Linked DNA regions of Homo sapiens: region 2 is linked to region 1. The links are chromatin contacts, found by Hi-C or POLR2A ChIA-PET in ENCODE. All regions are on one chromosome and are shown on one strand. The core of a region is the stretch at or near the end of the contact, and the rest is flanking DNA. Distances in the headings are between cores, read along the strand shown. Region 1 holds the start of TRADD (TNFRSF1A associated via death domain). Region 2 holds the start of PSMB10 (proteasome 20S subunit beta 10).

What was found. A loop is a pair of places that touch in the nucleus more often than their neighbours do. ChIA-PET counts read pairs that join two places held with the same protein, here RNA polymerase II (POLR2A). Pooled maps may share reads with other maps.
Region 2: a pooled map shows a loop between it and region 1 (6-fold over the local background). The contact joins the promoter of PSMB10 here to the promoter of TRADD in region 1. A Hi-C loop is called at or near these places in 2 of 50 pooled maps. POLR2A ChIA-PET finds 5 or more read pairs at or near these places in 2 of 52 experiments (A673 and Panc1).

Annotation. Positions count from the first base shown.
Region 1 is chr16:67,158,400-67,161,853 of GRCh38, forward strand. TRADD (TNFRSF1A associated via death domain) reads right to left here and starts at 1,510. Exons shown (of 5, transcript NM_003789.4): 1 at 1,439-1,510. FBXL8 (F-box and leucine rich repeat protein 8) reads left to right here and starts at 1,558. Exons shown (of 3, transcript NM_018378.3): 1 at 1,558-1,657; 2 at 3,336-3,454. The coding sequence starts at 3,387. RefSeq lists an enhancer at 679-938 and silencers at 1,539-1,678, 2,699-2,788.
Region 2 is chr16:67,935,094-67,938,547 of GRCh38, forward strand. It overlaps PSMB10 (proteasome 20S subunit beta 10), which reads right to left and starts at 1,757. Exons shown (of 8, transcript NM_002801.4): 1 at 1,601-1,757; 2 at 1,305-1,392; 3 at 1,122-1,219; 4 at 870-1,010; 5 at 489-604; 6 at 327-385. The coding sequence starts at 1,656. RefSeq lists enhancers at 327-526, 677-866, 1,157-1,436, 1,687-1,936.

The DNA of each region.
Region 1 (3,454 bases), core at 260-2,759:
AAGCGATCTGCCCACCTCAGCTTCCCAAAGTGCTGGGTTACAGGTGTGAGGCACCACACCCAGCCTTCTAATCTTTTCATAGAAAACATTAATACTTGTGTACTTACGCCAAACCACAGTCTGGATAGTAACAGGAAGTTTGCATTTTGTTTATCTCTGGGCAGGATGAAGGAAGGTAGGTGGGGGTGGGGAAGGATTGTGGGTGATTTTTATTTTCTTTGTATTTAGCAATATTTTCTGCTTTATGTGAAGTAGACATATTTTCTTTGTATTAAAAGAGCAAAATAAATTTGTTTTCTTTAAAAGCAAAACAAGAAAAAACAGGAAACTCTGCAGGTGACAAGTGGGTCCATAATAGGGAGCCAGCCACGGAGGTGAGATAAGGGGGGAGTCCTTCGAAAGTGGCCTGGGGAGTAGGAGAGAGTGGGAACTTCCCCTGGAAACATTCCCTCTTTCATGTCTTTCTGGCCCCTTGACTTGAGAGTGCTTGACTTGGTTATGGTCCCACCCCAAGGGGTGGAAGTGGGGACCGAACAGGACCATTGTCTGCCCATCAGGTCTGTGGGGGTCGAGGGGGAGGTGGGGAGTACTGGGAACCTGGAGACTGGGGATGCTTTCTCACACTCACTAGTACTAGAAGATGGGGAAGGTGAACCAGGCTGGAGGTCGAGTTAACAGGGTAAAGAGGCCAGGGCCCTAGTTTCGCATCCGCCGACTGGCAGCTCTTCTTACGTGTTCTTTCACGGAAGCCCCTCCTTGGGAAGCCCCGCGCCCCACCCACCAGGAGTCGTCCCTTTTTGGGCGGGGCTGAGGCTTCCAGGCTGGGTCCTGAGAAAGTTTGGTGGCCGGAGACTGTGGGGCGCTTAGGTACCGACCTAACAACTTCTGCGCCTGTTTCCAGGGACGAGCCACGCACGGTGCCCCCTGAACACCTAACAGTCCCGGGGGCAGCCCCACCTCTGGCTGGGTGGACAGAGACAGCCTGTGGGCGTGGCCCAGAACTGAAAGCCTGTGACTCCTTGCGACCCGCCGGGCACACCCCCTACTCAGCTACGCAGCTCCCGAGCGCTTGAGGGGAGCTTCCCAGGCTCCCACTAGCCCACCCTCAAGCTGGGGTTTCGCACGTGCGATCGGCTGGGGTGGGCAAGGGGGTCTCCGCTCAAGGAAAGTATTCAGAACCAGCCCCTTCTCCCCCACCCTCTCTCCTGCAGGGCCCTACTGCACCTCGAAAGTGCTGGCAGGGACGAGGAGCCTGCGGGGGCCAAATTCCGTACCGTCCCCCGCCTCCCACGGTGTTCGAACAGCTCAGTAGACCGCCGCCACCAGCTGGCTGGAGCAGCCGCCGGTGACATCTGCGCCGCGCCCACGCTTCGGAGCCAAGATCCACCTCCTCTCCCGCCCGCACCGGGGAGCCCACCCACCCACCTGCTGCACTAACCTGGCCGCCTCGGCGGGGCCTGGGTTCCCACGCCCGCCAGGCTCCGCTCTACTCCGCCGCTTCCGGGTGTGCGCGGAGGCGCTGGGGCGGTGCCCTAGCCCGAGCCGCCCCGTCCGCCCGCGCGTCCCGCCCCGCGGGCTCCCGGTGGCTGCTTCCCGTCCGCTGTCCTCTGCTGCCAGTCCCCTGCCCCGGGCAAAGCCCATCTGGTCCGCCGAGCAGGTAAGACACCAGCGCCCAAGGTTAGACGGCAGGAAGACCCGACTTTGGGGGTTTGCGATTCTTACGAGGCGGGGGGCTCGTAAGAGCTACAGCTGCCAGACTTCGGTAAATCAAGGGGGCGCCCCCTGGAGACCAGAATTTTCTGGTACCCCTGGGGATCCGGCTTCAAGATCGCTGCTACCAGTGGGCACTCAAAACGGGGTGCCCATGGGTCCCAGGTACAAGCCCGGCCGAACGTATCTGAAGCCCCAGGAAACACGTGGCACAAATTCCGGGAGAAACTGTTAGCCCGGAAGATATGGGAACATTAACTGGCGAGTAGTGTGAAGCCTTGTGTACACAAACCTTTAAGAACCTTAAAACAAGATTGGCGGCCGGGCGCGGTGGCTCACGCCTGTAATCCCAGCACTTTGGAAGGCCGAGGCAGGTGGATCACCTGAGGTCAGGAGTTTGAGACCAGCCTGGCCAATATGGTGAAACCCCGTCTCTACTAAAAATACAAAAATTAGCCCGGCGAGGTGGCGCGCGCCTGGAGTCCCAGCTACTCGGGAGGCTGAGGCAGAAGAATCGCTTGAACCCGCGAGGCGGAGTTTGCAGTGAGCCGAGATCTCGCCACTGCACTCCAGCCTGGGCGACACAGCTAGATTCCGTCTCAAAACAAAACAAAACAAAAACAAACAGGATTGGCAACTTCAAAGAGGACGCACACTTTCCAGTAACCCATCCCCCTCTAAAGGCTGCGCTCCAGGGTGGGTCTGCGGAGTTCCAGCCGAACCCAAATTGCTCAGCGGGAGCCAGGGCTGCTCAGGGGTCGGAACTTAAATCTTGAGCCCCTCAGGCCCCAGAACCGTCAGGTCCCAGAGACCCAAGTTTTTTTTCATCCAGTGGGGCTGTCTTAGGAAGCACCCGGGACATCTCCCCGGCGAGGCGGAGGCGGGGAAGGAGCCTCCCCTCCAGGGGTGGATCCAGCTTTGCCCCGCCCACGCCTCGCTTCCTGATTGGCTCATGGTCCCTGACAAAGAAAAGCCTACATTAACGCTCCCGCCTTATTAACCCTGTAGTCACTTTCTACTAACCGGCGGGGTTAAGATGGGGTTTCTCAGGCCGGGCGCGGTGGCTCATGCCCGTAATCCCAGCACTTTGGGAGGCCCAGGCGGGCCGATCGCTTGAGCCTAGGAGTTCGAGGTCAGTCTGGGCAACAAAGCGAGACCTCGTCTCTGCAACAAAATTACAAAAATTAGCCAGGCGTGGTGGCGTGCCCCTGTAGTCCCAGCTACTCGGGAGGCTGAGGTGGGAGGATTGCTTGAGCCCGGGAGACTGAGGGTGCAGTGAGTTGTGATTGCGCCACTGCACTCCAGCCTGGGTAAAGAGCGAGACCCTGTCTCAAAAAAAAAGAAAAAAAAAAAAAAAAGTGGGAGGGGAGTTCTCAACGTGGAACCTGTGGAGTCACAGGGGCTTGTTGAAATGCAGATTCCTGGGCCTTACCCTTTCCGGAGAGCCTGATTTAGTAGGTGAGGCGGTGAAATCTGCTTTGTGAACAAGTTTCGGGGTTATCTGATGCCCCACGCTGTCTGAGAGGCCCTCAGTTCCTCAGGCCACAAGCATTTGTACACCTAAGCTCGGTCTTCCTGCAACACTTTGCGCCTTCCCGACCTCAGAGACGTCCGTCTCTCTCCAGGCCGGAGCTATTGGGAGTGGCGGATCCTCCCACCCCAGCCGGATCTGGGCCATGGCCGAGCCTGGAGAGGGACTGCCAGAGGAGGTGCTGGCACTCATCTTCCGCCACCTGTCCCTGAG
Region 2 (3,454 bases), core at 507-3,006, 780 kb after region 1:
TGAGGCAACATCACCTGCTTCCATCCCACCCCAAACAAAATCTAGGCTCCAGACGTTGATATAAGTAGGACCCTACTGGTCCTTCTCTCCGCCCTCGGCTCCTAAAGATCCTCTGTGAGCTTCGACTTCTCCCAGCCGTGCAGGCTTTGGTATTGGACGGTGTTATGTCGGGACCGCACTTCTCTGCCCTTACTCCACTCACCCTTCAGTGGTCACCTCCTCCGACAAGCCTTAGCCACCCGCACTGGGCCAGGGTCCTGTGCTCCCCCAGCTCCCGGGTGCACATCCCACCAGCGACCACAAAGTCGGGGACAGAGGCCGCTCACCGTCATGTTCGGCTGGAACCGGTCTTCTAGCACCGCCAGGGCCGCGTCCTGACCAGAGCCTGAAGGCAGGAGAAGCATCTGAAGTCAACCGCTGCGACGCCGTTTGGAGTGAGGCCAAGGTCACAGGGGCAGAGTTCGAGGAGAAGGGACAGAAGCGCTCACCCAGGGCTGTGAAGGGCAGACGGCTGTAGGAGCCATGGGGATGCACACCGTAGAGCTGCGGTCCAGTCAGGTCTACGCCGCCCACGATCAGCGATGCACCCACGTGGCCCTGGTACCTGCTCGAGGATGGGCGGGGTCGGCCACAAGCTGGGGCCTAGGCCCCACCTCTCTATGCCCAGCTCCTAGGTGCTATCCCCGCCCCTTCCTGTGGGCTGGCGCCCGATGACTGACATCGCCTTTTCCTGTAGCCCAGGTTCTCTTGGGCCGGCCTCTTCCGGTCACCTGGCCCGTCGCGGTCCCGCCCTTCTTTCTGTCCCGCCTTCCAATGGCCCCAACCCCGTAACTACCCCTGCCGGGGTCCTGTTAGCCCTGCCCCCGCACCTGAAGAGCGTCTGGCGCAGGATGCGAGTGACCGTGGCCACGCGGGGCTCGCGGCCCGTAGATAACGCGTGTAGCTCCATCTTGGACGCCACCATCCGTGTGGTCATCTCGGCGTCCGCGGCTACTCCAGCCCCACAGCAGCTGAGGCAAAAGGGAGGATCGGTGTGGGCAGGGCTGGGACGTGCGGGGACCGGAGTGGGAACGAGGGGGCCGTTCTTTTTTGCGTACGGGAACTGGGCTCGGGAGTCTCACTAGATTTTGGGGGCGATGAAGTGGATCTTCTCGCAGCTCTTGTCCGCCACGACCGAATCGTTAGTGGCTCGCGTATCGGCGCCCAGAATGACCCCGTCCTGAGGAGAGGGAGGGACCGCAGCTTCAGTGCCTGCTCGATACTCTCGGCTCCCCTCCAGCTCCCCGTCCCTCCCCGCTGCTCACTTGGAACACCAGGCCCGCGATGGTGGTCCCGGTCTTGCGTGCGTGAGGGACCTTGAGCCCCGGGAGGACGCGTTCCAATGATGCATTTCTGGAAACGGAGGAGGGCGCCCATGTTTCGGCTCTGCTTTCAAGACCCCTGTTGCTTCCCCTAACCTGGTCCCCGTCTCCCTCATCTTCCGGGGTAAGCCTGGAACCCAAGTCGACCAACACACCCTCCCCCACCCCCAGCCAGGAAAAAAGGCCACGAGCAAGCAGAGGCGGCTCAGGAGTGACCGCCCCCCGCGCCCCCGCTTCACCTTTGGCAGTTCTCGAAGGAGAAGCCCCCTCGGGGCTCCAGGGCTGGCTTCAGCATCTTGGGGCAGGCAGAGGGGATTAGGGGTCGCGGGCGGATGAGTCGGCCAGACAAGCGGGGCCAGTGAGCAGCTAAAAAGTCCTCTGCTAGGCTTCACGTCTGTACTTCCTGCTTTCGCTTTCGCCTTTACCCTTCCTCAAAGGCCCGTGGCGGTTTTCTGCATCTTGTCTTTCACTTTTGGCTTCACTTGTGGCTCTGAGCATTTGGGGAACCGGGTGATGTCCCTTGCTGTGCCCTCTGTGCTGCTCACTGGGTACTCTGTTGGATAGAGGGACAAATCTCTTCCCTTCTGGACTTGTTCAGGTCCTCCTCCCCCTCCATCTGAGCCCCTTGCTCTTACCCTAGCCTCAACTCTGACCTCCAGTCCCAGCATAGTAAAGCTCTCAGAGCCTTGGCCAAGTCAGCATTGTTGCTGGCCACCCAGTAGCATCAGGCATAGCTGACTTTTGTTCCTTGTCACCTTTCTTCCAACTCTTGCCTCTTTTGTTGCCTTTACTCCTCTGCAAAAACCTCAAACAGAGGCTCAGTCCTCAGTCACAGGGACCCTGGTCTTTCCATCTTCCATCTCAGGTGCCATCTTCCCTCTCTCAAGAGGGCACCATGGGTGTTGGGTTCCACTCATGGCCAAGCCTTGTTATTTCACCTCCCCAGTGACCTCTTGTCTGCACACATCCTTTTCCTAGCACTTCTAGTCTCAGCTAGCATCCTCTCCCACCTGGACATTGCACTGGCCTCCCTGGTTACCTTGCAATTCTTGCCCCCCGCCCCCCGACCCCCAGGCTACTCCTTACCCTGCAGAGAGCGGGTCTTTCTAAATTGGAAATCTGGTCACATTCTTTCTCTGGTTTAAACCCTTCAGCAGTCTGGGCCTGGTGGCTCACACCTGTAATCCCAGCACTTTGGAAGCCCAGGAGTTCGGGGCTGCAGTGAGTATGGATCATACCATTGCACTCCAGCCTGGGCAATAGACCCCGTCTCAAAGGGGGAAAAAAAAGACTTGGGTTTGAGGCTAAGAGCAGCACGCAGCTGCCAAAGGGTTTATCTTAATTTTTTTTTTTTTTTTTTGAGATGGGGTCTTACTCTGTTGCCCAGGCTGGAGTACAATGGTGTGATCTCGGTTCACTGGAACCTCTGCCTCCCAGGCACAAGCACTCTTCCACCTCAGCCTCCTGAGTAGCTGGGACCACAGGCACACACCACCATGCCTGGCTAATTTTTTTTTTTTTTTTTTTTTTTGGTAGAGATGGGGTTTCACCGTGTTGCCCAGGCTGGTCTTGAACTCCTGAGCTCAGGCGATCCACCCTCCTCAGCCTTCCAAAGTGCTAGGCTTATAACCATGAACCACTGTGCCTGGCCTATTTTACGGTTTTTTTTTTTTTTTTTTTTGGACACAGGGTCTTGCTGTTGCTCAGGCTGGAATGCCGTGGCACCATCTTGGCTCACTGCAACCTCTGCCTCCCAGGTTCAAGCAATCCTCCCACCTCAGCCTGCCTAGTAGATTTGACTACAGCTGTGGCTACACCTGGCTAATTTAAAAATAAATTTTTTTTTTTGAGACGGAGTTTTGCTCTTGTTGCCCAGGCTGGAGTGCAATAGTGTGATCTTGGCTCACCGCAACGTCCACCTCCCAGGTTCAAACAATTCTCCTGCCTCAGCCTCCCGAGTAGCTGGGATTACAGGCATGCGCCACCATGCCCGGCTAATTTTGTATTTTTAGTAGAGACGGGGTTTCTCCATGTTGGTCAGGGTGGTCTCAAACTTCTGACCTCAAGTGATCCGCCCACCTCGGCCTCCCAGA